Regions from separate parts of the Homo sapiens genome. Here regions 2 and 3 are each linked to region 1. A link is an interaction called in ENCODE POLR2A ChIA-PET data of the cell type or tissue named here. Cell type or tissue: Panc1. All regions are shown on one strand. Each heading gives the region's core, and the rest is flanking DNA. Links, peaks and the distances in the headings are about the cores only. Region 1 overlaps RAD51B (RAD51 paralog B). Region 2 overlaps PALS1 (protein associated with LIN7 1, MAGUK p55 family member). Region 3 overlaps RAD51B (RAD51 paralog B).

Evidence for each region. ChIA-PET counts read pairs that join two places held together with the same protein. Peaks named below come from ENCODE experiments on the same cell type or tissue, not always from the same donor. Only the 100,000 strongest peaks of a DNase experiment are listed, where the experiment ranks them.
Region 2: POLR2A ChIA-PET joins it to region 1 with 5 read pairs; 1 of 35 experiments calls an interaction of 5 or more read pairs at or near these places.
Region 3: POLR2A ChIA-PET joins it to region 1 with 9 read pairs; 3 of 35 experiments call an interaction of 5 or more read pairs at or near these places.

Annotation. Positions count from the first base shown.
Region 1 is chr14:68,083,003-68,093,350 of GRCh38, forward strand. All of the region lies in intron 7 of RAD51B (RAD51 paralog B), which reads left to right. Among named protein-coding and RNA genes, the nearest start is that of RAD51B, 270 kb to the left of the region's middle. RefSeq lists an enhancer at 3,256-3,806. In Panc1, for the core only: no CTCF peak of the experiment used is centred there; DNase peaks (open chromatin) are centred at 5,579, 5,875 and 6,309; H3K4me3 peaks cover 1,223 bases; H3K27ac peaks cover 3,674 bases.
Region 2 is chr14:67,264,064-67,274,411 of GRCh38, forward strand. PALS1 (protein associated with LIN7 1, MAGUK p55 family member) reads left to right here. Exons shown (of 15, transcript NM_022474.4): 2 at 5,638-5,720. It also overlaps a transcript of GPHN not described here. Among named protein-coding and RNA genes, the nearest start is that of PALS1, 28 kb to the left of the region's middle. In Panc1, for the core only: no CTCF peak of the experiment used is centred there; no DNase peak of the experiment used is centred there; H3K27ac peaks cover 4,805 bases.
Region 3 is chr14:68,309,977-68,320,324 of GRCh38, forward strand. The region is part of intron 8 of RAD51B (RAD51 paralog B); the gene reads left to right. Among named protein-coding and RNA genes, the nearest start is that of RAD51B-AS1, 370 kb to the right of the region's middle. RefSeq lists enhancers at 3,222-3,271, 3,552-3,631. In Panc1, for the core only: no CTCF peak of the experiment used is centred there; no DNase peak of the experiment used is centred there.

The sequences.
Region 1 (10,348 bases), core at 3,488-8,487:
ATATGCTGGATCACAACTCTTACTGTCAGACTAGAGAGTTTCAACTTTTAACCTGTGATTTCAGTTATTGTGACATATCCTATGTTTCAATTAGAAGAGACAAACTTTATTTGGTGAGATTCAAATAGCGTTCATGAAAACGGTATCTTTTAATAAAGTGAGGTTAAAAAAATGGGAACCACCTAAGATCTTAGAGTGAGAGGAGTAGAGATTATGAAAGCAGTTTTACTTTTTGATTTTAGGGTCTTTCTATATAATTTCAGCCTGTATCAGATAATTCCGTTTAGGACACAGCTGGTACATTTAATGATCACAAACTCTGAAGGTAGTAACTGGATGCAATAATCACACAACAAAGTCATTGAGTAGGTTTGTTGACTTATGTCAGATTACTCTAAATCTTGATGATATTGCCTGGAGCACAAAAAAGGAATATTGTCACAGCAAGCAATGGAGGTTTTGATACTCGATCACTGGAGTATTCTTTTCCCCTAAATTTTGCGCTCGTTGTATCATAACTGCTGGTTTCTTAGCCTACTCTGATGTTGTGCAGAAAATTGTACAATACTTAAAAACGTGATATCTAGGAAAGAAAATTAGTAGAAAAAAGCCATTAGAACTGATATATATTAGCATTGGTTTGGTGGTTACTTATTAAAGATAAAAATGGAGAATATTTCATATTTCTTGATAGAAAAAAAGTAAGTTGCCATTCATGCAAGTAAATCATATTAATTTAGGTTTTTGGCATTTTTTTTGTTTTCTGAGAGAAACATGAAGAGTTCTGCTTATTTATTTTTTATCTTGAGAATGGGAACACATTAACAAGTACAAGCGACAATAAAACTTACTCCATAACTACATTATGAACTATATTAACTTACTCTACAACTCGATAACCAACATTATGGTTGGTTAAATAAAGAGAGTGAAAAAGACAGAGAGGGAACGTGAGAAAGAAACAATCTTTTTGTTTCCCAAAGCTGTAAGAAGCAATGATAAGACATTGAGTGTGTACGTGTGTGCATGTTGGGGTATTTTAGTATTGTGTTTATTTTTGTTGGGAGTGAGCAGAAAATGAAGCCTTCAGTAAAGAAATTAATAAATCTTATTAGAACTTGTTGTAAATATTTTTTAAATTCCTAAAGTTGGAACACTAAGGCATTATTTAAACTTTATCTCTGTTTTTTAAAATCTGAGAAACCCATTAACTTTTACCCTAGAAAATGGAAAGTGTCATATCTCATTTTACAGAGGAAGTTAACAGGTTTATTGTCTTGTTGTAACATCCTAATCCTGTGACATTTTGAAATAGTGCTTTTGGTAGTGCCTTGTTTTTGAAACTATAGACCTCTGGGGCACTATGGACATTTTGTACTAGATAATTCCTTGTCACTGGGGGCTGTTCTGTACATTGTAGGATATTTAGCAGCATCTCTGACTTCTACCCACTAGATGCCAGTAGCAGCACTCCCTTGGGGGACAAAATTGTCCCCAGTTCAGAACAACTGCTGTGGACATACATGGTGGTCCTACACAACTGGAGTTTAAATATGGATCCTGAACAGCTTTCATCAGTCTGATGCACTTCCCCAATATTTGTAATCATGAGGAGCAGAGCAAAACAAAGGCATAAATGTTGGGGTAATATTTTGTTTTCCAAAGACCACTGCTCAATTTGGGGGAAATTTTTGAAGAAACAGCAAAGGTAACCCTTGGAGTCTGGATTGGTTGGTTGGTTGATTGATTCATTCATTCAACAAAAATATATTGAACCCCTGCTATATATATGCCTGCCTCAATACTGATGACTTGTACGCTGCTGTGTGTGTCTTATGGCAGTATGTTAAAAAAAATCCGTGGATAATAAGTCTGATGGTAGACCAGTTAAGAAGCTGCTAGCTATAACATTGGTGAGAAATGATGGTTGCCTGGGTTTTGGTAGTGACAGTGGAATTATAAGAAATTTTATACAGAGATATTTAGAAGGTAAAACATTAGGATTTGGTGATTAACTGGAGAAAGGAAGGCGTCAAGAATAATTTCCAGGCTTTCATTAAGATGAGGACTAGAGTAGGAAAAACTGTCCTTTCTTTTGGAATAGGAGCAGATAATTGACTTCAGCTTTTGACATTTCCAATTGGAGCTGCCTTTGAGACATCCACAAGGAAGAGTTAGACAGTGAACTTGGGAAATAAATGGATTGTGTCTGTTTTGTTCCTTATTGTACCTCCTGTTCTTTAGACAGTGTCTGCATTTCTAGAGACACAGAGAGATTTAGGCTGGATGTATAGATTGGGTGTTCTTCAGGGTATATAGCTAGTTTAATTGAAATCAAGGAAGTAGATAACATTATCCAAGGAGAATGCATAGAGAAGAGGGCCTAGTATAGCAACCTTATGAGCAGCTTTTTCAAGGGACTGAAGAGAGGAGGGACTGGAGAAGTATGAGGAAAATCAGGAGTGTATAGTTAAGGAAGCCAAAGGAAGAGAGAGTTTGAAAAAGAAGGGAGTGTTTTATGGTTCTGAATTCAGCTAAGAGTTCAAGTAAAATACAAAAAGATTGTTTAAATTAAAAAAGCCATTGGATTTTGTAACTAAAAAGCATCAGTGGCCTTTTAGAAGCCTTTTTGGTAGTCTGGTAGTTTCAGGAGTTCAGTAAATTTGGTTAAAGAGTTAAGTGGGAGGTGATTGGATAGGATCATGGGAGGTGGGAGGTCATACTTTCATGCATTCTGGCTACAAAGAAGAGACTGAAGATGGTATGTGAAGGTGGTATTGAAATGGGAAAAGTTCCCTTGTCCCCCTTGCAGGGCGTGCCACAGTGGGGAGTGGCTCGCTTCTTCAGTGTCCTGCTGCTCAAACCTCTAGGGGAGGCTAGATGGGCAGGCTGTAGGGCTCTGACCCCATGGCAGCGTCTAGGGGTGAATGTTTACAGCTGAAGCCCCAGTGGGCGTGTGTCACAGAGTGCTCTTTTAGTTTTGCCGTCTGTAGGCGGCTTCTGTTAGCTCAGTTAGACTCCCTTCCTTATCTCAAGGACAGAGGGCTTTCTGTATCCTGGAGTTCTTGCCTTGGTGTAATGGAATAATTGAATCACTCGTGGGCTTGGAGAATGAGCGCAAGGTTTTGAGTGGAGGTAGCTCTCAGCAGATGGGGGAAGCCAGAAGGGGAATGGAGTGGGAAGTTTTTCCCCTGGAGTTGGGCCGCCCAGAGGCCGGGGCTCTCCAACGACTGCCCCAGCCAAACTCCGCGTTGTTGGCTTGCCGGTGTGCTGGTGCCTATTAGTGCGTTCCTCTCGCTGTCCAGCTGCCCGTGTGTTCCTCGGCTCGTGTGCTCCTCTCAACGTCCAGCCACCATGTGTCCGCCTGCTAGGGTCTCGGGGTTTTTATAGGCACAGGATGGGGGGCGTGATGGGCCAGGGCTGTATTGGGAAATACAACATTTGGGCACCAAGGCAGAAGTGCCTATACTCACCTAGGCCTGTGGGCCCAGGTCTGGGGGTAGAGCCCTCGCCAGGGACCACGCGCTCCCCTTCCCATCACTTCCCTGCCCCCTTTCTGTATGGGATGCAGGGAGGGCATGTGGGCTTGAGTATATTTAAATGCTGATAAGGAGTCAAGGATAGAGGTTGATACGAGAGTGGAGAAAATGGGGCAACTTGAGATGGGATGAATCCAAAGCACAGGGAGAATTAATCTTAGGATGGATACCCTCCAAAGTCAAGGGATGTTATTGGTGATGAGAAAGGCATATTCTGTTAGGATTAATTTCTAATATTGGGGGCTTCTTGAGGGAATAATACTTCTGGGGTTTCCTGAAAGTTCAGAATGGCAGGCATTAAAAGATGCCTGGGGCCAGGCGCGGTGGCTCATGACTGTCATCCCAGCACTTTGGGAGGCCAAGGTGGGTGGATCACCTGAGGTCAGGAGTTCGAGACCAGCCTGACCAACATGATGAAACCTCATCTCTACTAAAAATACAAAATTAGCTGGGTGTGGTGGTGCATGCCTGTAATCTCAGCTACTCGGGAGGCTGAGGCAGGAGAACCACTGGAACCCAGGTGGTGGAGGTTGCAGTGAGCCAAGATTGCACCATTGCACTCCAACCTGGGCAACAAGAGTGAAACGCCATCTCAAAAAAAAAAAAAAGAGAGAGAGAGATGCCTGTGACAGCCCATACTATTTCTGATTCCCTAGGGTCCACTGATCCCCAGAGATTCCATTAATTTGATAATGCTCTTTATTTTGGGTAGCTGGCATATACCAGAATTGGACCCTGAACCTATGGATTAAGTTTGGGTTTGGGGCCTAATTCTAGTCTAATAATCAGAGTAGCAGGGTGTTCTGAGACCCTCTGGAGACTTTTCCCATTGTCAAAGTACCTCTAGCCAGTCTACCTTAATTAGCAAAGATATCATTCCCATTATGATTCATCATGATTGACTGGTCTATATGATGGATTACTGATTGTAGAAAACTCTGGATTATTATAGTATTATGCTTAGAAAACCATTCTGTTCAAATGTTAAAGGGTTGACAACAGCTCACTTTCTTCTGTGGTTTAACGGAAAGAAAGTTCGCTGTGGAACCAGAAAAAAAATCTGGCTCCATCGGTGATTGAGCTATGGGGCCTTGAACATCCTGTGAGGATGTTACAGAGTCATTTACTCTCTGTAACATTACCTGGTAATGCCTAATGTGCATCATGGTTAGAATTGAAGGTCATGTATATGTACCATTACATTGTTGATATTAAATAAATAAGAACTGATAGTATTTTTATTGACTTAAAATAATTATTTTATTGACTTAAAAATAATATTTTTAAATATTTAATTATATAATTATTATATATATAATTATATAATATATTATTTATATAATTATATAATATATTATTTATATAATTATATAATATATTATATATAATTATATAATTTATTATTATATATAATTATATAATTTATTATTATATATAATTATATAATATATTATTATATATAATTATATAATATATTATTATATATAATTATATAATTATTTAAATAAAAATAATAACTATTATTTACTACTCTAGGGCCCTAAGTGAGCACTTATTGTTAGAATTTATTGTTAGAATTCCAGATCAAAATCAAGGATCTCATTTCTCCATGAATCTAAGAGCTATTATTGGTGATGTCTTTGGTATAAGTTTTTGTAAGGACAAAGGTTTTGTTACAGTCCTGGCCCTACTAAAACGTCTTTTATTGACCTGCATGCTATCATAGTAAATAGAGAGAAAAGAGATAAAATTCTAGACTTTTTAAGGTATATGGAAATAAATCAAATTTACTTACTTACTTTTTTACCGTGACCAATTTGGATCGCTGTCATTTTCCATGAATGTGTCTCAGGTTTTTGTTTTTTTAATAGAGAGAGTTAGCTGTTTCAACCTCTCTTTCTTTCGTCTAATAACTCCTCATTTTTTTCTCCCTCTTTTTTCATCTTCTTCCTTTCTTTCAGATTATTGGAAACTTTCTCATGTTGCAGCATTTGCTGCTATCAATTATGCCAGAAAAGCTTTCTGTGTACTAGCAGTGTTATGGGATCGTGTGTGTGTGTGTGTGTGCGCGTGTGTGTGAGACAGAGAGAGAGAGAGAGACAGAGAGAGAGAGGTGGGGGGGAGATTGAGATGGAAAGAGTGGCGGGGGATGAAGGAAGTGGGGGAGAGAAATAAATGGTGTCTGGGGTAATTGTGCTGGTGTTTTTTCCTGCATGAGAGAAGCTTCAGATGTCTGTCTGGCTTTGGCTCAGTTGCTGTATGGGCGTAACTGAAGAAGGAGGTTGGGGTAGAGGAGAAGGCAATTAAAACTTTGAACACCTTAAATGCCCTTCCTAATTAAGTGGTGAGGATGGAAAATGAAATACCTTCTTATGCTTCATTTCTGTTCTCCGTTTAAAAGTCTGTGGAGGGATCAGAGCTCATGTCCTTAGAAAGGACAGAACTTTCAAAATAACAACTCTGAAAAACAAGTTTAAAAAAAATTTCTCATCATTTTCTGCTTTTCATGAACTTTTAATATAAAGCCATCATTATTTTTTTTTCCTGGGCCCCCTTACCTATATCCTCTCCCCACTCTCATTAGTCACTCCAACTTTGAAGCACCCAATTCTCTGGAGTATTAATGGAGACAGTTCAAGTATCTAACTGCTGTTTCCTTTGTTCAAGTTGCTTTTGGTCCTTGCTGGGAAATGCTCTGAAAACTGAACCAGCTACTGAACACAAAGGCTGACGGTGTTGTCCCTCCTGGTAATGTACTGTGTGATTTGTTCCCCTCTCCTGTTCATGACTCATTAGTCTCTAAGTACAGAAAAGGTTGCTCCTCTGGAATAAAAGGAACGGACCCAGCTCGGAGTCCTTTTTCGCCTTTTCCTGTGTTTTATATGGGTGCACTCACAGTTCTCCATCTTCATTAGTGACCCAGCAGGGGGCTGGCACAGGGTTGAGACTAGCTTTTGCTGGTTCCCTGGGGTGTATCAGAGACCTCAGAACTCAATACCCTACTATAAAAATAAAATACTGTGCTTCAAACGACCTTTTGATGGAACAAAGCCATACATCCCAATCTGCCTGGGCCTCTCAAATTGAGACCATGCCAAGTGCCAGATTTGCATTTTGCACATGCCCTCCCACCATCCCCTTTCCCCCTTCCTCTAAATGTGGTTCTTTTGGTAGCCTCAGTGTCAGGTAAATGTTTATGTGTGTGTGAAAACGCAGACTTTGGCAAAAGACCTTTTGTATTTAAATTACACTTCAAGATAGTAGTTTCTTGTAAGAGATGTAGGCAGCAGATATTTGTGGGCTTTTATGCCCTAAATGATATCATTTTAGATTTATATATGTGGGCTTTTATGCCCTAAATTATATTATTTTAGATTTATATATGTGAGCTTTTATGCCCTAAATTATATTATTTTAGATTTATATATAAAGTTTAGGAAAGTAAGCGGAAACTAGAAGTGCTATAAAAAACTGAGTTACATATTAAAAATTCAAGTTATTTTTTCTGGTTTTCCAGAGTGGCCAAATTATTTTCTTATTTAAAACCTAGGCACCCTAGAGCCATGTGTGTGCATGTGAACTCTACTAAAGTGAGACACTGACATGAACATAGAGTCCATCAGACCTTTATATCAAGAGCTTGGAGTACTCAGAGCATCGTATCTCGTTAATCTTCCAGCATTGATGTGCTTTAGCTCTTGGGAACAGATTACTATACTTATTTTAAAGCAACAGGGCAAATAAAAATAGGGATCTTTTGGTATTGAATGACCAGCATAACTTTAGAAAATCCAACTCTCTTATCCTTCATTTTTACATCATAGTTACAGTAACAGGTTAAGATTAGCTTTTAACAGATTGTTCTAAATTTCTTTAGGTTTCAAAACATATTGCTATGACATTTAAGTAATACTTTTAAGACTGTATGAGACTTAGGGCCTTGGTTTGTAGAGAATATTCAGTTATTTAAGAAAAGTTCACTTTGATTCTATAGTAAAATAATGTACAGGTGCAAATGTGTGATGTTATTTTTGGTTTGTACTTCAGGTTTGCAAACATACCCTAATTTTTTACAGAAAGTATATGGTAGACTCTTTATTTTAAAAAATGTTCATAGTCTGGGTCTGTATGATTTTATTTATTTTATTTATTTATTTATTATTATTATTATTATTATACTTTAAGTTTTAGGGTACATGTGCACAACGTGCAGGTTTGTTACATATGTATACATGTGCCATGTTGGTGTGCTGCAACCATTAACTTGTCATTTAGCATTAGGTATATCTCCCAATGCTATCCCTCCCCCCTCCCCCCACCCCACAACAGTCCCCAGAGTGTGATGTTCCCCTTCCTGTGTCCATGTGTTCTCATTGTTCAATTCCCACCTATGAGTGAGAACATGCGGTGTTTGGTTTTTTGTCCTTGTGATAGTTTGCTGAGAATGATGGTTTCCAGCTTCATCCATGTCCCTACAAAGGACATGAACTCATCATTTTTTATGGCTGCATAGTATTCCATGGCGTATATGTGCCACATTTTCTTAATCCAGTCTATCATTGTTGGACATTTGGGTTGGTCCCAAGTCTTTGCTATTGTGAATAGTGCCGCAATAAACATACGTTTGCATGTGTCTTTATAGCAGCATGTTTTATAATCCTTTGGGTATATACCCAGTAATGGGATGGCTGGGTCAAATGGTATTTCTAGTTCTAGATCCCTGAGGAACCACCACACTGACTTCCACAATGGTTGAACTAGTTTACAGTCCCACCAACAGTGTAAAAGTGTTCCTTTTTCTCCATATCCTCTCCAGCACCTGTTGTTTCCTGACTTTTTAATGATCGCCATACTAACTGGTGTGAGATGGTATCTCATTGTGGTTTTGATTTGTATTTCTCTGATGGCCAATGATGATGAGCATTTTTTCATGTGTTTTTTGGCTCCATAAATGTCTTCTTTTGAGAAGTGTCTGTTCATATCCTTCACCCACTTTTTGATGGGGTTATTTTTTTCTTGTAAATTTGTTTGAGTTCATTGTAGATTGTGGATATTAGCCCTTTGTCAGATGAGTAGATTGCAAAAATTGTCTCCCATTCTGTGGGTTGCCTGTTCACTCTGATGGTAGTTTCTTTTGCTGTGCAGAAGCTCTTTAGTTTAATTAGATCCCATTTGTCAATTTTGGCTTTTGTGGCCATTGCTTTTGGTGTGTTAGACATGAAGTCCTTGCCCATGTCTGTGTCCTGAATGGTATTGCCTAGGTTTTCTTCTAGGGTTTTTATGGTTTTAGGTCTAACATGTAAGTCTTTAATCCATCTTGAATTAATTTTTGTATAAGGTGTAAGGAAGGGATCCAGTTTCAGCTTTCTACATATAGCTAGCCAGTTTTCCCAGCACCATTTATTAAATAGGGAATCCTTTCCCCATTGCTTGTTTTTGTCAGGTTTGTCAAAGATCAGATAGTTGTAGATATGTGGCATTATTTCTCAGGGCTCTGTTCTGTTCCATCGGTCTATATCTCTGTTATGGCACCAGTACCATGCTGTTTTGGTTACTGTAGCTTTGTAGTATAGTTTGAAGTCAGGTAGCATGATGCCTCCAGCTTTGTTCTTTTGGCTTAGGATTGACTTGGCAATGCAGGCTCTTTTTTGGTTCCACATGAACTGTAAAGTAGTTTTTTCCAATTCTGTGAAGAAAGTCATTGGTAGCTTGATGGGGATGGCATTGAACGTATAAATTACCTTGGGCAGTATGGCCATTTTCACAATATTGAGTCTTCCTATCCATCAGCATGGAATGTTCTTCCATTTGTTTGTATCCTCTTTTATTTCATTGAGCAGTGGTTTGTAGTTCTCCTTGAAGAGGTCCTTCACATGCCTTGTAAGTTCGATTCCTAGGTATTTTATTCTCTTTGAAGCAATTGTGAATGGGAGTTCACTCATGATTTGGCTCTCTGTTTGTCCGTTATTGGTGTATAAGAATGCTTGTGATTTTTGCACATTGATTTTGTATCCTGAGACTTTGCTGAAGTTGCTTATCAGCTTAAGGAGATTTTGGGTTGCGACGATGGGGTTTTCTAGATATACAATCATGTCATCTGCAAACAGGGACAATTTGACTTCCCCTTTTCCTAATTGAATACCCTTTATTTCCTTTTCCTGCCTGATTGCCCTGACCAGAACTTCCAACACTATGTTGAATAGGAGTGGTGAGAGAGGGCATCCCTGTCTTGTGCCAGTTTTCAAAGGGAATGCTTCCAGTTTTTGTCCGTTCAGTATGATATTGGCTGTGGGTTTGTCATAGATAGCTCTTATTATTTTGAGATACGTCCCATCAATACCTAATTTCTTGAGAATTTTTAGCATGAAGGGTCGTTGAATTTTGTCAAAGGCTTTTTCTGCATCTATTGAGATAATCATGTGGTTTTTGTCTTTGGTTCTGTTTATATGCTGGATTACGTTTATTGATTTTCGTATGTTGAACCAGCCTTGCATCCCAGGGATGAAGCCCACTTGATCATGGTGGATAAGCTTTTTGATGTGTTGCTGGATTCGGTTTGCCAGTATTTTATTGAGGATTTTTGCATCAATGTTCATCAAGGATATTGGTCTAAAATTCTCTTTTTTTGTTGTGTCTCTGCTAGGCTTTGGTATCAGGATGATGCTGGCCTCATAAAATGAGTTAGGGAGGATTCCCTCTTTTTCTATTGATAGGAATAGTTTCAGAAGGAATGGTACCAGTTCCTCCTTGTACCTCTGGTAGAATTCGGCTGTGAATCCATCTGGTCCTGGACTCTTTTTGGTTGGTAA
Region 2 (10,348 bases), core at 1,857-6,856, 820 kb before region 1:
GCAATAATTTCTTTAAATGAACATATAAGGTTGGTGTAAGGATTAGATGATGTCGTGGACATGCAACCATATGTACAAGAGTACCCGTTAAAATTGTAGAATGTTTATTTTAAAGTGTTTGTTAGGCCAAATACTGTTTTTTAAAACCTGTCTCCTCGTTTGTCATTGGGGATGACAGTGGTATTTAAATTTGTAGAATTGTTTAAAGATTAAGTATATTTAACATATGTAGCACAGTGTTGAGTACATAGTGAGAATCAGTAAATATTAATAGTATTAGCTATGATCACTAAGTAGGTTTTGGCTATTTGATGTAATCTCATTCGTCTGTTTTTGCCTTTGTTGCCTGTGCTTTTGGGGTCAAATTAAAAAAAATCATTGGCCAGACCCATGTTGTGTTATTTTTTCATGTGTTTTCTTGTAGCAGTTTTGCACTTTCTGATCTCACGTTTAAGTTTTTGAATCCATTTTGAGTTGATTTTTGTACCGTAAATGGTATGAGTAAAGGTCCATTTTCATTGTTCTGCATGTAGATATCCAGTGTGGAAATAAATTTTTTAATAAAATTTGTAAATGAATATTTTAGGATCTAGATGGTTAGTAAATTGTAAATGCAACAGTGTTTTTTTCGAGCTCTTTTGTCCACATTACCTTGTTTTAATTTTTATCCCAAAGCCATTGTATGGCCTAGAATCATGGGGTGAGAATAGGAACTTGTAAACTAAATCTTTCAGTTACAGATGTGTTATATATATGCTTTTTGCCAGAAATGCAAAAGCTGTTAAGTCTCAAGTTTACATCTGAGAAAGATGTATCTTCTAAGCTAATGATACTGCCTTATTGATATCCAACAGAATTGTCAGGAATCATATTTTTTTTTTCCATCCATGAGGGCAGATGATTTATGTGGGTTTAAGTTATAATACATGTTACTCTTTATTCTCCTTTGAAATCTTACTGGGTTTTTACTTTGAAGATTTTTTAAATTGGGATTTTGCTTCCATTCCTTACAAATTTTGTCTGGTATAGTATATTCTAAATACAGTTTGTTTTTAAGCTATGAAAATAGCAGTTGTTTCTTTGGAATGTAATTATCTGGATGACAAATGAAGGTACTTTGATCAGAAGCCTAAACCATGAACTATATGGAATTTTAGAAATGCCTTTTATTATAGGACTTGTTAGGGTGTTCTACTAAACAGTAAACCCAGAGCCTGGGCATGGTGACTCATGCCTGTAATCTCAGAGATTCGGGAGGCTGAGGTGGGAGGACTCTTGAGGCAAGGAGTTGAAGACCAGACTGGGCAACATACTGAGACTCTGTCTCTAAGAAAATAAACAAAAAGTAGCTGGATGGTGGCGTGTGCCTGTAGTCCCAGCTACACAGGAGGCTGAGGTGGGAGGGTTGCATGAGCCAGGAGTTTGAGGCTACAGTGAGCTGTGATTATGCCATTGCACTCCAGCCTGGGCAACAGAGCGAGACCCTATCTCTATTTAAAAGAAAAATAAAAAAGCCAGCGCAGTGGCTCACGCCTGTAATCCCAGCATTTTGGGAGGCAAAGGTAGGTGGATCACCTGAGGTCAGAAGTTCAAGACCAGCCTAGCCAACATGGTAAAACCCTGTCTCTACTAAAAATACAAAAATTAACCAGTTGCAGTGACACGCCCCTGTAATCCCAGCTGCTCTGGAGGCTGAGGCATGAGAATCACTTGAACCCGGGAGGTGGCAGTTGTGGTGAGCCAAAATCGCGCCACTGCACTCCAGCCTGGGTGACAGAGTGAGACTCCATCTCAAAAAAAAAAAAAAAGGAAAAAAGAAAACAAAGTAAACCCAGGACATTTGCACTTGGTCTTGTAATTTAAAGGACTGTATCTGTCCATTAAAAAACTTTTAAAAAAAATCTGTAAAAGTATTATTTATTTTTTGTAGAGACAAGGTCTCACTGTGTTGCCAAGGCTGTCTCAAACTCCTGGTCTCAGTGATACTCCTGTCTCTGCTTCCCAAAGTGTTGGGATTACAAATGTAAGCCACCATCCCTGGTGTAAAAACTTCTTTTATATTGTGCCCATTGAGTTAAACGAGTTCAGTTTACTTTGAATATATGTTTAAAATTAAAGAAATATATATTTATTTAAAAGTCTTTTTAGTTCTGTAATGTAAGAACTCGTTTTTTAGTTAGATCATGGGGACTTTATTTTTGTTTAGGTTGTGCCTTTTTTACTGAATAATAATTTCAGAGCTAATCCACTGCATGAGTAATTCAAATATTTCAATTTTTTTTTGAGGAGTCTCACTCTGTTGCCCAGTCTGAAGTGCAGTGGCGTGATCTCAGCTCACTGCAGCCTCTGCCTCCTGGGTTCAAGGAATTCTCATGCCTCAGCCTGCCGAGTAGCTGGGATTACAGGTGTCTGCCACCATGCCTGGCTAATTTTTGTATTTTTAGTAGAGACAGGGTTTCACCATGTTGGCCAGGCTGGTCTCAAACTGCTGACCTCAAGTGATCCACATGCCTCGGCCTCCCAAAGTGTTGGGATTACAGGCATGAGCCACCTCGCCCAGCTGAAATATTTCAGTTTTTACTTGTATTTATTTAGTTTTGGACATAGCTAAGTTTCTTCTGCAAAGATAGGTCATTCATTGTTGGAAACTTAAATTCATACAAGAAGTTACACAGTTATCAAGTAAATAGAGTCTTTTATGTGATGTCAGTATACGACTTGTTTTTGGAATATACAGTTATCTTTTAAAAAAACTTCGTTTCTTGGCTGGGCACAGTGGCTCATGCCTGTAATCCCAGCATGTTGGGAGGCCGAGGTGGACAGATCACTTGAGCCTAGGAGTTCGACACCAGCCTGGGCAACACAGTGAAACCCTATCTCTACTAAAAATACAAAATTAGCCAGGCGTGGTGGCCCATTCCTGTACCCACCTACTCAGGAGGCTGAAGCGGGAAGATCACTTGAGCCTGGGGAGGCAGAGGTTCCAGTGAGCCAAGATTGTGCCACTGCACTCCAGCCTGTCTCACAGAGCAAGACCCTGTCTCAAACAAACAAATAAATAAATAAATATAAATTTGGTTTCTTTGAGATATAATTTACATGCAACAAGATGTCATTTTAAGTGTATAATTTGAGGTTTTGTTTTCTTTTAAAATCAGCTGAATAGGTATAACTTCAATTAAAATTCATTATTTATTTATTTATTTTTTAATGAGACGGAATTTCACTCTTGTCGCCCAGGCTGGAGTGCAATGGTGCAATCTTGGCTCACTGCAACCTCTGCCTCCCAGGTTCAAGTGATTCTCCTGCCTCCCCCTCCCAAGTAGCTGGGATTACAGGCATGCACCACCACACCTGGCTAATTTTTAGTAGAGATGGGGGTTCATCATGTTGGCCAGGCTGGTCTTGACCTGCTGATCTCGGGTGATTCACCCACCTTGGCCTCCCAAAGTGCTGGGATTATAGGCATGAGCCACTGCACCCAGCAAAATTCAGTAATTTTAAGTGTTCAATTTAATGAATTTTCAAAACGGGTTTATTGAGGTATAATTTATATTTTATAAGATTTAGGTTTTATGGGAACAGTTTAAGTTTTAGTAAATTTATATAGTCATGCAGACTGTCACTGAAATCTAATATTAGGACACTTTTATCACATGAAAACATTTCCTCCTTGCCTTTTTCAGTCAGAATCTGTTTCCATCTCCAGGAAACCACCAAACTGCTTTTTGTAATAGCACTAGTTTTGCATTTTCTAGAAATTTTGCACAAATGGAATCATACTCGTGTCTGGCATTGTGTTTTTGAGACTGTGTTGTTGGATATGTCAGTAGTTTGTCCTTTCTTATTGCATTTTTTGTTTATCCATTTTATTCCATTTTATCCATTGTATTCTATTTTTTATTTATTCATTCCCAGCTGAAGGATAGTGTGTGGTTTTAGACTATTATTAATATTGCTCCTATGCATACTCATTACAAATCTTTCTTTGTGATTTTTACAGATAAAAACATGTTTATTTCTTTCTCTTGTGTGGAATGTCTCAGTCATATGGAAACTGTATGTTTAACTTTTTAAGAAACTGCCAGACTCTACCATTTTACATTCTCATCAGCATTATATAGAGGTTCCCCTTCCTTCACATTCTCTCCAGTGCTTAATATTGTCACTTTTTAATTTTAGCCATTTTCTTGTTTGTAGTGTTATTTCATTGTGTATTTTTTAAACAGCATTGTTGAGATAGAACTCTCATACGATCGAATTCATCTGTTACCCGAAGGGGGTCCCGATCCAGATCCCAGAGAGGGTTCTTGGATCTTGCATGAGAAAGAATTTGGGGCAAGTCCATAGAGTAAAATGAAAGCAAGTTTATGACAGTAAAGGAATGAAAGAATGGCTACTCCATAGGCAGAACACCGACATGTTACTTCTTGATTATATTCTAAGCAAGGGGTGGATTCATGAATTTTCCGGGGGAAAGGGATGGGCAATTCGCAGAACTGAGGGTTCCTCCCCTTTTTAGACCATATAGGGTGACTTCCTAACGTTGCCATGGCATTTGTAAACTGTCACGGCACTGGCAGGAGCGTCTTTTAGCATGCTAACGCATTATAATTAGCATATAGTGAGCAGTGAGCACAACCAGAGGTCGGGATTTGCCTCGCTTCTTTACCCCAACCTGTTTTGTCAGCAGGGCCTTTGTGACCTGACTTTGTGCTGACCTCCTATCTCATCCTGTGACTTAGAATGCCTAACCTCCTGGGAATGCAGCCCAGTAGGTCTCAGCCTTATTTTACCCAGCCCCTATTCAAGATGGAGTTGTTCTGGTTCAAACCCCTCTGACACATCCCTTTCAAGTGTGCAAATTCAGTGGATTTTAGTATATTTAGAGTTGTGCAACCATCACCACAATTAATTTGCATCATTCCGCAAGAGAAACCTGCATGCCTTGGCCATAATTCTCCCACCCATTCACCCCCAGTTTTAGGCAACCACTGATCTACTTTTTGTCTCTCTATATTTGCCTCTTCTGGATATTTCATAAATAGAATCATACAGTATGTGGTCGTGGTCCTTTGCTGCTGGCTTCTTTAAATCCTGTTTGTAGGGTTAATCTATGTTGTAGCATGTATCACTACTTCATTTTTATTTTCCAATAATGTTTCATATAGGATTATACAACTTTTAATAAATTCATCAGTTGAACATTTGGATTTTTTCTACTTTTTTTGCTATTACGAATACTGCTGCTATGAATATTTTTGTACAAGTTTTTGTGTGTGTGTGTGTAGATGTATGATTTTATTTCTCTTGATTTATACCTAGGAGTAGAATCGCTGATATGGTAACCCTATGTTTAGCCTTTTGAGGAATTGCCAGACTGTTTCCAATGTGTTATTGGAAAGTTTCCATTTGACATTCCTAACAGCACTAATATACAACAACATAAATTTTTAAATTGATGTCCATTAGATACAGGGGTCATGGTGCATTTTTATGATTTCTGACTAAGAAATCCTAGCTATCTGCAGACAGAATTGGTTATCATATTGAATTAGTCTTTCTCTTCCTCCTTTACCCCCCAAAACACTGCAGACATGTACATTTGATCAATTGTCTCATTTTTCTTTTTTATAGAATAAGAAAGCCTTGAGTTTTGTGAAAAACCGGAGAAGAGAAACTAAAAGGACAGTAGAAAAGGCTTTTCCAGTTTGCATAATGTAAGTTCTTTTCACTTTTCTTGGCTTGAATTCTGCCTTAGCTGACAAAGCTGTTTCTATGGAAACAAATAGTTTAACCTCTTAGAATGTCAGAGGAATGCTGATCACTTAAAATGAGACTTCCCAGCTGCTGGTCAAAGGGCATTACTTGCTGGAGAAAGAGGGGAAGGATGAATTTAAAAAATTCTAGAGTTCTGGACACTAGTGTAGACTGAACATGTTTATGCGTATGAAGTATATCTCTTCTATTTTACTCTGCCTAAAAATTAAGATACTGGTAATATAGGAAATTGGATTTCTGCTGACCTGTCTTGATTCTCAGCTCTTAAACAAATGGTTCTATTCGTTGGTACCCTTTTCAGTGGGTCTGTACCCTTTAGGCTATTTCAGTCCCTCCAGTCTCAATCATTTGCACTTGTTGTGAAGCTTATTTAGCTTCCCATTGCCCCCTTCTCCCGCAACTAAAACCCTTTCTCCCTTACTAGTTTGAGGTTAGCATTGAAACAGCTTCGGCATGCCAGCCTGAAAATTTTTCTTGCTTTGTGGACTATGTAAAGATTTTTGTATTTGTGTTCGTTTTCTGGCAGGGATGGGAGCAGGGATTCTGATGAGGATTTGAAATGTAGTCCTTTGAAGCTTTCTTTCTTTCTTATTTTTTTTTTAAACTTATAATTGGCAAGTTGAGAAGAAAAGAATTAGGGCCAGTAACTGCCTCTGCTGTCTTCATAAGATGGCCTGTTATTTACACACAATGAGGTAATTCTCTAGTTCAGTCATTTACCAGCTTCTGAATTGTCAAAGGACTTTTTTTTTTTTTTTTAAAGAGAGGGAGAGTGCAATTGCTTTGGACTGGGAGGACTTTTTCACTTTTATGATGTATATAGACTACATGTATGGGCTAGAGTATTTGTGGAGTGCCTGCTTAAAAATTATAATCTTAATGCTAAAACTATAGGATACAGTATAATGTTTCTTTAATTCTGGAAGAACTTTAGGATCTTTCATTGCCTTCATTAAATTAACTTGTGAGCATTATAGAGTTTTTGGAGTGTTAAATGGTGAAGTAATTATTTAACAGGATAGTCTGGAAAGATTTCTTGTAGAATTAGGGACTTGAGGGAGGTCTTGAAGGTAGAAATCAATGGAAAAGTAGTTCATCAGTCATTTGGGCAGAAAGATGGGATAGACACAAATGAGGAAGGTAAATTAGAAGGCTCATGCAGGTGCGTAGTAAAAGATATAGCTAGAAATCTTGGATTCATTTTTTGAGTTTGAAGTTTATTCTCCAGGTAGTGTGAAAGCCATCAGAAGTTCTGAACAGAGGAGTGGTTTGCTCATATACTTAATTAAGCAAACACTTAGCAGGTATCACGGCTATAGAGGTCAACAAGACGGATCCCTGCCAATTAGATAATTTACCTGTGTGATCTACAGTTACCTTGAAATTAATGTGTCTAAACCCATATTTCCCTTTACTTCTATCTGATTCTCCTATATTCTCCATCATAATTAGTGACATTGTCATCTACCTAATAAGCCAGGGATAGTGGTTAAGAGTGATGGTTCTGGAGTTATACTGCCTAGGTTCATATTCTGAAGCCTTCTGTTGTTTGGCCTTCTGCTGGGCAATGTTACGGATTCAGAGATGGGTCAGCCTGGTTCCTGACTTCAAGGAGCTTCTAGTCTGATGAGATAGAAAGGCAGAGATATAAATAGCAGTAGTCCAACTTGATCAAGAATGTGACAGGGATTATAGGATTCCAGAGGACAGTGTATTTGAGCTCAGACTTAAAAGAGTAGGCAAAGATCAGATCCTAGGCAGTCTGATTCTGGAGGCTTTTCTCTTAAACATGCTGTCTTGGGTAACTGGATGGATGTAGTGACATTAGTTAGAATTGAAAACAGGGAGAGGATTAAAGAGAATAGGAGATTAAAGGGAAATATGAGTTTAATTTTGGACATATTTCTAGATTCTTGTGGGAAATTCTGATAGATAGAATAATGGTCAGCCGGGCACGGTGGCTCACGCCTGTAATCCCAGCACTTTGGGAGGCCGAGGCTGGTGGATCACGAGGTCAGGAGTTTGAGACCAGCCTGGCCAACATGGTGAAGCCCCGTCTCTACTAAAAATACAAAAATTAGCTGGGTATGGTGATTGGCGCCTGTAATCTCAGCTACTCAGGAGGCTGAGGCAAGAGAATCGTTTGAACCTGGGAGGTGGAGTTTGCAGTGAGCCGGGATCGTGCCATTGCACTCAAACTGGACGACAGAGTCTCAAAAAAAAAAAAAAAGTTCAAGGATCCTGTCTTAATAACCATAGTATCTAGCCAGGGGTAAATAATTAAATTTGTATACAAATCACTCCTCTTTTTTAAATCTTTGATGATTCTCTTATTCTATGGAATTAAGGATTTGTATTTAAGACCTTTCATAGGATGGACCCAATCAAACTTTCTAGTCCTATCTTCCACTACTCTCTCGACTATTTTAGTTCAACGAGCCTTATTTGTACTTTCCCCTCACACCTTTCATCTTCCCACCTTTGGTTCATATGGCCCCTTTATTATTTCTCCATCTTGTCTTTAAGGCCTACTTCCAACCTCGTTTTTCATCTACGAAATGGGCATATTTGGATCTACTTCTGGAGTTGTAATGAGGAATAAATGAGTGAATACTATGTGAACTGCTTGCAGTGTTGGCTGGCACATAAAGAAGTGCTCAGTAAATGTTAGCTATAGTTGTAGTTGTTACTACTACTACCACTATTCCTACTCCTATGACTTCTTTCTCCTCCTCCTCCTTTACCTCTTTCTCTTATTCACTTTTTGCCCTCCTATATGAAGTAGATACTAAGTTCTACTGATTCTGTAACCTACATATTGCTTTTGTTTTTGAGACAGAGTCTCGCGCTGTCTCCCAGGCTGGAGCGCAGTGGCACGATCTTGGCTCACTACAACCTCTGCCTCCTGGGTTCAAGTGATTCTCATGCCTCAGCTTCCCGAGTAGCTGGGACTACAGGCACAAGCCACCATGGCTGGATAATTTTTAAATTTTTTGCATGTTTTTGTAGAGATGGGGTATCACCATATTGCCCAGGCTGGTCTCAAACTACTAGTCTTAAGTGATCCACAGCCTCAGCCTCAGCCTCCCCAAATGCTGGAATTACAGGCGTGAGCCACCACGCCTGGCCTGTAACCTTCGTATTTCTTGAAAACAACTTCTTCATTCTCACTGTCCTAGTTGAGGACCGCATTTCTAATAGGTGCTTTCAGTCTGTTCTCATTGCCACCCTTCAGTCAGCCCTCTATGCTTCAGTAGGAGTGATATTTCTTTCTTTTTTTTTTTTTTTATACTTTAAGTTCTAGGGTACATGTGCACAACGTGCAGGTTTCTTACATATGTATGCATGTGCCATGTTGGTGTGCTGCACCCATTAACTTGTCATTTACATTAGGTATATCTCCTAATGCTATCGCTCCCCCCTCCCACCTCCCCAACCCCACGACAGGCCCCGATGTGTGATGTTCCCCACCCTGTGTCCAAGTGTTCTCATTTTTCAATTCCCACCTATGAGTGAGAACATGCAGTGTTTGGTTTTCTGTCCTTGTGAAAATTTGCTCAGAATGATGGTTTCCAGCTTCATCTTTGTCCCTACAAAGGACATGAACTCATCCTTTTTTATGGCTGCATAGTATTCCATGGTGTATGTGTGCCACATTTTCTTAATCTAGTCTATCATTGATGGACATTTGGGTTGGTTCCAAGTCTTTGCTATTGTGAATAGTGCCGCAGTCAACATATGTGTGCATGTGTCTTTATAGCAGCATGATTTATAATCCTTTGGGTATATACCCAGTAATGGGATGGCTGGGTCAAATGGTATTTCTAGTTCTAGATCTCTGAGGAATTGCCATACTGTCTTCCACAATGGTTGAACTAGTTTACACTCCCAGCAACAGTGTAAAAGTGTTCCTGTTTCTCCACATCCTCTCCGGCACCTGTTGTTTCCGACTTTTTAATGATCGCCATTCTAACTGGTGTGAGATGGTATCTCATTGTGGTTTTGTTTTGCATTTCTTTGATGACCAGTGATAATGAGCATTTTTTCATGTGTCTGTTGGCTGCATGAATGTCTTCTTTTGAGAAGTGTCTGTTCATATTCTTTGCCCACTTTTTGATGGGGTTGTTTGATTTTTTCTTGGAAATTTGTTTAAGTTCTTTGTAGATTCTGGATATTAGCCCTTTGTCAGATGGGTAGACGGTGAAAATTTTCTCCCATTCTGTAGGTTGCCTGTTCACTCTGATGGTAGTTTCTTTTGCTGTGCAGAAGCTCTTTGGTTTAATTAGATCCCATTTGTCAATTTTGGGTTTTGTTGCCATTGCTTTTGGTGTTTTAGTCATGAAGTCCTTGCCCATGCCTATGTCCTGAATGGTATTGCCTAGGTTTTCTTCTAGGGTTTTTCTGGTTTTAGGTCTAACATTTAAGTCTTTAATCCATCTTGAATTAATTTTTGTATAAGGTGTAAGGAAGGGATCCAGTTTCAGCTTTCTACATATGCCTAGCCAGTTTTCCCAGCACCATTTATTAAATAGGGCATCCTTTCCCCATTTTTGTTTTTGTCAGGTTT
Region 3 (10,348 bases), core at 2,290-7,289, 230 kb after region 1:
GGAAACATAATTTGAGGAATACAGAAGATTATAAGGTATTATTTGATTCAGGTTTTTTTATGTTAGTTTGGAGCCATTGTCAGGCATGGAAATACTTTCATTGATATTCCTGTCTTCTATAATTCAAGGCCTTAATAATAAACTGGTTTTGAATCAATCAGTTGTCTGATAGACGGCTCCTGGGAAGACTGGAGAGCCTTATGAGGGTGCCCACCTCTCTCCTGTGTAAAAGGCCCTTCACTCTGGCAGCTTCACTCTTGGGTGGTGTTGGGTAGAAGTAAGATCAGATACCCTGCTCACTGTAGGATGGAAGGGATCACATCAAAGCTCTGAGGGCTGTTTTCCCCTTAGGCATCCAAACCTGATTTCCTCTTATCACCTGATATGAATTTTCGACTGTTTCACTTTTTCCTTCTCTGTGCTTGTGTTTTTTACAAAACCATGAAGCCTGTAAACCACACGGTAGATATGATCACAACAATATTAGTGGAGAACCCCATGCTGTTGTCAGTATCACCATCATAGGTATGAGTGCTTGATGCAGGGTGTGAGGGGGAAGGGGGCAGTCTTTTTAAAAAGCAGGTCACGGCTGGACGTGGTGGCTCACGCCTGTAATCCCAGCACTTTGGGAGGCCGAGGTGGGCAGATCACTTTAGGTCAGGAGTTCAAGACCAGCCTGACCAACATGGTGAAACCCGTCTCTATTAAAAATACAAAAATTAGCTGGGTGTGGTGGTGCACATCTGTAATCCCGGCTACTCGGGAGGCTGAGGCAGGAGAATCACTTGAACCTGGGAGGCAGAGGTTTCAGTAAGCAGAGATCACGCCACTGCACTCTAGCCTGGGCCACAGAGCAAGACTCCATCTCAAAAAATTAATTAATTAATTAAAAATTAAGAAGCAGATTACCTTTGAACCTGTTTAGATAGTGGTCTTCCATCCATCACCTCTTAACTCCTCATCTCCCATTTTCCCAACCCCACACACCTCATCTTTGCATGGATGAAGTGCAGTCTCTCCAGAACGTTTTTGTGAGTGGAGGGATGCAGAGTAGATTGTCGGTGCCATGTCTACGTTGTTAACTGCAGTCCAACATGTAATCTAGTTAAAAAAAGAAAGAAAAGAAAAACCCATAAAATAAATTTTAATAGACTACCCCTAGGCAACTTTGAAGAGGAAATCATTGCAAGAAAATGAGACTTACTAAATAGGCCATTTGAGAAGCAGGCAATGGCTATTTTAAAGGCTTGAGGTTTTAATATATGTATATGCCTTTTTTCCCTCATCTCTTGCAAATAAATAATGGTTTACATCAGGAGACAATTCAGGAAAAAAGCCTTTTAAAAAATTTTCAGGAAATCTGGCCACCGTGTTTCTGCAGCCACTGATAAATGACAATGCCACCAGCAGTGACCTAGGACATCCTGAATTCTTGCTCTTCTGAAGAGCTTGCATTCTCTTTTCAAAGGGTATCCTGTTCCTATTGCAATCTTTAAGCTATCTCAGCTCAAGATCACCTTTTTTCCTTTTATTATCATACTTAAAACAGCACTAGTGCTGTTAAGAAGACTCCACCCATAGATGTTGATGTCATTTGTGAGGAGGACAAGATTTAAAGAGAAGGTAACTGGGCCAGGTGTGGTGGCTTAAGCCTGTAATCCCAGCACTTTGGGAGGCCGAGGCGGGTGGATCACTAGGTCAGAAGTTCAAGACCAGCCTGGCCAACATGGTGAAACCCTGTCTCTACTAAAAATACAAAAATTAGCTGGGCATGGTGGCATGTGCCTGTAATCCCAGCTACTCGGGAGGCTGAGGCAGGAGAATTGCTTGAACTGGGACCTGGGAGGTGGAGGTTGCAGTGAGCCAAGATCGTGCCACTGCACTCCAGCCTGGGCTGCAGAGCAAGACTCCCTCTCAAAAATAAATAAATAAATAAATAGAAGGTAACTGGATATTGGCCCCAAACATATTCTAATTCAGCAAACAGACCCATTGAAACTCAGCATTGTTATTTCAATTCATGTTGTACAAATCAACTAAATACAATTTTGTCTATTTTCAGGGATAACTGAGTGTTCTTCATCCACAAAGGCCCAAGTCCGTATAGGACAGTAGCACAACGGGGAAGAAATGTGTGTTTTTTTTTGTTTTGTTTTGTTTTTTAGTGCTGATGAAAGGTGTTATATCCAAGGGTAAGTTATAAACAGAGAAGCTGTTTCTGATTGTGAAGATTGGCTCAGCCTGCACTGACACTTCTGAAAAGGTGGAAAGAGCAAAATCGCAGTTCCCTAGAGTCTCTCAGTTGTGTGATATCCATGCATGTTCGGAGCAGAATGTATAACGGATCCACCGTTCTGCTTCTCTGCTGTCTTCTAGTTTAAAACATGTTGCAGGCTAAAATGCAGAGGGAGAAGATTCTATTGGTTTACTCATCCAGTTATTAAGACAAGGATGGGATGAAGGATCAGTCTTCACAGACCTGCAAATTCCCTCCAGTATTGACCCTGTTGTTGCCTGAGGGCAGCTGGGTCAACAGGTATAACCTCCCTTTTTTTCCCTGAACAAAGGTAGCTGGACTTTCAAGGAAAAAAAAATAATCCAGCCCTGGTAATCACACAAACAGTTCTCAAAGCTCAATTAAACTAAAATGCCTTGTTTCAGTTTCTTTCCACAGTTTATAGATTTTACCAGCATAATTATCAAACTTTAAATGTTTCTCTCTTCCATTGTCTTGTTCTGTTTGGTTCACCTGGTGATGTTTGTTATAGCCTTTCTATTTGAGGAATTAGTGGAAGATAAAATGTTGCTAAGAGCAATTTCGTTAGTATTGAAAATAGCAGGAAAGAAATAGAGGGAGCAGCCATTGTTAGCAAAGTAGCCTGGTTATGTGTATTAAGCTTGGGAAAGAATTAAGGCCATTTGGTCTATTGATGCAAAATACCTTCGTTTTACTAACCACAGAAAAAGCCCTTGGTTGGGTTGTCTTGAGTAGTTAGAACTGGGGGTGGCCAAGATGACTGGTTGCTGATTTCCAGCACTGTGCATCAACCACCAAATGATTTTAACTTTCAAAGTTTATGGGGAAAGGGTACGATATGAATTTTGAGGTTTTTGCTGCTTCTTATGCAAAACATTATTTCGGTTTCAAGCAGCTGATCACAATTGCAACTGCTTATACCTGGTGAATTATAATATTCTCTATGGGAACTGCACTGCATGTCTGTGGGGGCCGTCCCATCTGCCTCCTTTGTGAATCTCTTCTCCTTTCAGTGCCTCCTAACTTGGGCCCCAAAGAGGGGTACAGCAGCTGAATGTCATTCTCTTGGGCTGTGGCCCAGGCATGCATCTTTCTGGAAGGATGACTGAATCCCATTCTTAAATCTGAAGTTCCTCTTGATTAGCGGCTCCTTTTGTTTGTTGTTTTTAACGGCATTTCTGTCTTTCATGGGTAGCTTACAGGGATGTGTTTTAGAGCCCCTTCCAGCTGGGAAGCCGCCCAACTCCCACCAGCTGAGTCGGGGGATGGCTTCCCTTTAGTTCCGCTGCTGTCTGTGGACTACAAGGACTCCACTTCCAGCCCCAGCAACAGTGGCCCTTGTCTGCTGTGCAAACTTGGCTCTCTTCTCTGGGTTTTCATTCTCCAGCCATCTGGGCATTTTGGGCACCCCTCTTATCTTAGTACCTTGGCACTCAGGACCACATGTCATCCTATCATAGAGATGCAAACAAAGGAATCCTTCACCTCTAGCTTGCAGTTCCCCTGGAACCATCATAGATTGAGTGACAATCAGGGAGATGGGGGCTTGGGCATTGGTCTTGAGTGATATAAATGGTTTTTCTAATAGAAGGCATTTGGAATGGGCTGACAATAGCTAGGATTGTTCACTACCAGGATTCTTAGTGCCTAGCTTCCTCCTTTTTCTCTGGCTATCTTGAAATCTAGGAGGAAGGAGCTAAAGACCCCGTGGCCTCTGATTGCCATAGCCTCTCTAGGCCTGGAAGCTTCAGCTTAGGGACTAGAATACTGCTGTGTGCCAGAGCAGTTCATCTAGCTTCCTATTAAGAATTCTATGTGCATTACCCACTTTTAAAATTCCTCCTCCTACTTCCTCAACTTCTGGCTTGGGGAGGGTTTGATCAGAGTCATTCTCTCTTCAGAGAAGCATCTGGAAAGATTGATCCAAGAGTGCTGATAGCAAGTTCGCTATCATCGCCCTGCCTCGAGGAAAATAAGCATTCGATAAAAGGACACTTCCACTGCCCAGTTCACTCCTACTCCACTGTGTCTTCTCCTGTCCCTCCCCCTACCCCTCTGACCCCTGCACTCATTCTGATCCCTCTTCCTGCCCGAATGTCTCTCAGTGGTCAACAAGGCATGAGCTAGCCAAAGAAAATGCAACCAAATAGTGTTAATCACTTCCATTTAGACCTCAGTAGTCAGGTGGGGCTGCAGGTCTTTGAAAGGCAGACTTAAAATGCTTGCCTCTTTTCAGCGAATCTGATTTTACATTTGGCTGCTGATCATTCAGCCCCTGGCATTTGTTCATACATTGGAAGCCCAAAGCTTCCACACAGTTGAGTCTACAGAGCAGAGTAATATTAACAAGACTTATCTTGGTTATGATGCCAAAACCATGGTGCCACTTCATTTCACACCAAAGTGGATGGATCTTATTTATTTATTTTTTAAGAGTTGAGGCAGCACAGAGAAGCTCAGAGATTCATTCAGGATCATCCACTGTGTCCAAGCTTTGATCCTCTGGCCCTTATGACAGGCAATGATGGTTCAGAGTACAGACAGAGCTCCTGTAGAGCGTGCGACCAATTTAACTGGAACCATGGGTTCTTAATTACGACTTCCCCTCCCCACCCACTGCCACCACCATCCAGTTGCCAGAACCCAGTTGGTTTTCTGTGAAACGGCAGCTAGTGACACTTTGCATGGGTTCACCAGAAGGCCTTTCAGTCTTTGTCTCATTTTAATTGTGTATCTCAACCAAGAAGATCAACTCTCCACATGTAAAGTTAACTCCCTTTAGTTTTCAAAGTTTCTTTCCAAGAACCACCTATTGTCAGTCCCTCATCCTGTGTCTGGCAAACTTAGAAGAAACAATGAAGTTCACAGTACAGACTGAGCTCCCGAAGCACTGATCTTTTATGTATCTAAATGAGGGAAGAAGGAATGCATATTCTCTGGCACAAGCTGGCTCTACCATGTGATTTGAAGTAAATGGCCATTTTATTTCACATTAGGAGGAGAGACTTGGAGCAGTTTGGCAGCAGATCTGTAGCGGGTTATTAATCTAAGAACTATAGTTTTCTTCCACATAGGAGATTAAATACCCATCTTTCGTCAGATCAAAGCAGGCCTCTTGGACTATCTGATCTTTGCAAAAGGCCCCATGTTGGGCCAGCACAACAGTCTTTGCATGTATTGCTCCCTATGTTAAAAACAACAACATCATCATCATTTTAGTATGTGTAAATAATAAGGTCTGCCAGCATTAGCAGCTCTCTAGGCCCAAAGTAAAACTTTAGGTTTTTTTTCTTTTTTTCTTTTTTTGAGACAGAGTCTCACTCTATCACCCAGGCTGGAGTGCAGTGGCGTGATCTCTGCTCACTGCAAGCTCCACCTCCCGGGTTCACACCATTCTCCTGCCTCAGCCTCCCGAGTAGCTGGGACTACAGGTGCCCGCCACCACGCCCGGCTAATTTTTTTGTATTTTTAGTAGAGACAGGGTTTCACCATGTTAGCCAGGATAGTCTCCATCTCCTGACCTCATGATCTGCCCGCCTTGGCCTCCCAAAGTGCTGGGATTACAGGCGTGAACCACTGCACCCAGCCCCTAAAACTTTAGTTTTACTTGAACTGACTTTATATTAATTTTCTACTACTAGAACAAGTCACTGCCCCCCAGAGTTTGAAGAAATGTGAATATTAACTAGGGCTTATCTGAATGAGAACAACAGCATTGCTCTTTTCGTAGTGTTGTAATAAATATCATCTTAGACTTATACGGCATTTTCTTTAGGGCATTAATAGAGTTTATATAACCTATTGTTCATTTACTTGATAGCTCATTGAGACAGTTTAGGTATTGATGCTATATTCACCATCTATAAAATGGGAAGAATAAAAATATTAAGTTCAACTTAAATGGGTTACAAGAAAGAATACAGACATTTGTATGATCTATGTCTCCAAGATACTGCCTAGAGCTTTTAAACTTTGTAAGTTCTGCATTTCACCTACCCAAGGGAGTCTGAGAGTGTGTAATTTGGGCCAGGGCACAACAGCCCTTGGCCAGGTTGAAGTGGACAAACAAATGGAATTGGTTCCAGTTTACCAACCTGGCACGAATTATGTGCTGGTCAAGGAAGTGTTTTTCAAATCATGGGGAGCCACTAGTGAAAATCTACTGGTGCTTTGATGGTGGCCTTTGGAGATACTTTTATAATTTGAAACCATTCCCATGGCAGGCCAGGGAGAGGTCTTACTTTAGCCAACATGCAACATTAGGTAGAAGAAATGGGGCCTTTCTGACTGGTTTGACCTGTGGGTGGGCCCTCTTCCACATGTTTCTAATTAGGATGCAAGAAAGAGTAGATATTCTGTGGCGACTCTCCTTTCCTTCTCGGCTGTGAGACAGAACAACAGCGCCTTTGTGATGACCTTTACAGGGCTGTTTACATTTGGTGACCTGCCTGAACACTCCCGCCAGAGTGGACGCACCTCTTGGCTAATGAGGAACAGCCATGCTGTCTTTTACTATGGTAGACCTTGGAGGTTAAAATGAAAAATAAGAGGATCCTCTGTTGATGACTAGTCGAAGTTAATTTTCTTTACAGATTTATTGAGGTATAATTTACATACTATAAAATTCACCCATTGTAAGTATACAATTCAATGATTTTTAGTATAATAAATTTATAAAGTCTTGTCATCATATAATCCAGTCTTAGAACTTCGTTGGAGTTATTTTGAAAACACCAAATAATGATCATAATTGGAATGTAGATCATGCTGAAGTGAAACAGAAATTTATGAGGCTATCTTGGGTTAAGGAAGAGGGCCACCCAGGAAACTATTTGAGACAATTAAGTCTCAAGCTTCTCAAAATACATGAAACCTTGAGATTAGCACTTATATTTCAGAACATTTTCCATATTTTTGCTTACCAAATGGTATGACCTACTTGAAAAAAAATGAGAAGCTGCTGCAGAACCTGCCTCAGGTGTCAGCATCAATTAATGTTTCATGGTTATAATGAGAAGGAGCAGAAGATGAGAGTCTAAGCTCCCCTTAAAGGGCTTATAGTTCACTTTGAACATATTTATTTACGTGCCCTCTCATTTTCAAGTACTGTGTTAGGTACTGCAGACACATGGATAGTGAGACAATGTCTCTACCCTTAAGAACTAGTAGTCCAGTGGTTTCTGTTAAATTTCAGTATGATGTCATAAATTCTGTGGTAAAGTGCCGTGTGATGTCAGGAAGGTCATCAGTAAAGACTTTCTAGAGTTGATGTTACTAAGAAATCAATGACATGGTTAATAAGCTCACTAGTCCTGCTGACACTGAGTCCCTACCCTCGGCTCCATTTGGATGAGGCTCTGTGAGATCCAGTCCCTGCCTTGGGGGCTTTGTCATTCATGAGAGAAACAAGTCCATCACTCCTTCCAGTTAGATATCTGTGAAAAGGTGGAAAAAGCAAAGAACACTTGGAATTTGGGAGAGAAAGAGAGACCATTTAAGGGAAGAATTGCATTTGAGTTGAATTTTGAAAAAATTGAGATAGGCTTTTGCCCGGCATGGGTAAAAGTGGGAAACAGTCCAGAAGAAAGATGTGAGCAAAGGCTCAGGGACAGGAGAACTTGGGATGTGTTCTGAGAACAGTGAGTAATCCAAAATGGATTGATACATATATCACATAGTATAGCTATTTCTATATACTTATGTCAGAAACAAGGGAATTAAGGGAATCACAAGGCTCTGCTTTGCCTGTATCAAGGAAGGCTTCCTAGAGAAGCCATTAATTTCACTCTGTCTGTTATGCATGCTTTACACCAAGGTGATGTGATTAGTTTTCTTCTTTGGTTTCTTCTTTCTGAATTCATCAGGTGGTCACACCCACTGGGCCACAGAAAGCACCAGTGGATTTTCACTAGTGATTCCTGTGATTAAAAAACGTTTTTGACCAGCACGTAATTTGTGCCAGATTTGTAAGCTAGAGTGAATTCTATTTTTGTCCAGTTCAACCTGGCCATAGGCTGCTGTAACCTGGCCCAAGAGCTTAATGTAATACTTTCAAGAAGATTAAAAATCCAACAATCCCTTGAAACATTGGTTGCTAACCTTTGAAAGAGTAGTCACTGCACCTGAGTAGCCTTAGGAAATGAATAGGAGGTCTGAGAAAAAGAAAAAAAAGAAGAGTGGTACCATTTGCTTAAAATCCCTAGGGCCTTATAGGGTAAACCTATTTCTAAATTTAAGTTGCTAAGACCTTGAACCTGGGGTTGTTTGGGGATATTTTGGAAAGTAAGGAATATTATTGACTTTCCATCAGGAAGGAAAGAACTCAGTTGTTTTTGATATTACTAAGAAAGAGAGAGTTTTGCATTTATTTGTTTGCATGGACGGTCTACCTACCGTGTGGCCTTGTTCATGACATGGCGGACCTCCCTCTCTGGGGTCAGTGTGAATAGCCAGGCTGCAGCTGTAGCTAGAGACAATGGCCAGCACTGTTGGGCCTTGCCCCTTAAGCCCCGAAGGTTAATTTCCTAGTATTTAGTGGCATTGAACCCGCCAAAGAAAATGCTGTTTCATCTGGGGGAAGATAATTTCTGCATGTGTATTTTTTTCATGAAGAATAAAGAAGAGATATTTTTGGAAGAACATAACTTAACCTGTTGGCCTTGGCTAGGAAAGCTAAAAAAGCAAGGGGTCAGTACTCTTACAAGTATCATGTCTTAAACGTCAGCCAACCAGTAATTATTTAGATGCCATCAGAGGGGAAGTCCCATCCCATTGTTATTTTTTCTCTAGACTGTGAGATGCTTTAAAAAAACCTCTCTGTAGGGAAATGATCTTTAAAAAACAAACAAACAAAAAGCCTGAGAATTTAGTGCTGCATTTGTTGAGAAGTAAGGGCCCTGGAAACGGAGGAGTTTTTGTTGTTGTTGTTTTGGTGACTGCTTTGCCACTCTGCATGTTACAAAGGGCAAATTCTTGGCCACTGTTTAGGGTTCCCAAAAAATTCCAAGATGTCCAGTTAAATTAGAATTTTAGATAAACAACAATTTTTGTATGAGTACATCTAAAATATTGTACTGGGACCTACTCATACTTCAAAATTATTCATTGTTTACCTGAAATTTAAATTTAACTGAGCCTTGTATTTCTTTTTGCCAAATCTGCAGTGCTTTGTTACTTCAATAAAAAAACTGTCCAAGGAGCCTGGGAGCTTTTATGATTATTGAAAATCACTGTCAATTTTAAACCTAAACAAAACAATAGATAAAGCTTTGAAAATAGAATCAAGTCCAGTCATACCAAGTGAAAGGAGTCCTTTCTCATTTTTTTATCTTCTTGTAGCCAGCTCTGGAGATCCAATTCTATTGGGAATGGCTCACCTAGGTCTACTGTAGCTCAGAGTTATACCTTGTAGATCACCTGGATGCTTCTGTGTTCCAGCTTTAACTCAGAGGATCAGGTCAGAATGGAGGCTCCCTTTGAAATCTAAAGTGCTTAGCTTCTTTAGGGTAGCTCCACACCCTTTTTAATTCTTCTGTAAAATGTCTATCTAGCCTAGAGAAGTGGAGTCTCACTAGACATGGTTCTGAGAATAATAGCTATCATTTACTGAGTGCCTAATATGTGCCAGTGCCTTACCTGCATTACCTGCCTGAGTTCATACTGCCTTCTAACAACCCTATGAGACAGATACTGTTATCTCCATTTTACAGATGAGGAAATAAAGACCCAGAGAGGTTTAGTAACTTTCTGCAGGTCACAGAGCCATTGAAAGGCAGAAGTGGGATAAGCATTCAAATCAATCTGACTCCAAAACCCCTTCAGTAACCATTGTACTACTGCATGTGATGCCCTTAGATTCTCCACTTTTCCTCTCCCTCCCCAAGCCCCCAGTTTGGCTTGATATTGGAATCATCCCTTTCTCTCCTTGTTCTTTACTGGCTGGAATTAATAGAGTACTTTCGGTCTGAAACTGGCCTTAAAGAATCTTTGTCCGTGTGTATCACACTGCAATGCAATAGACGCAGAAATCTGGGCACTAGAAGATGTTAACTTTGGATGCCTCCTGTTTTATATGCATATGATTAAACCAAT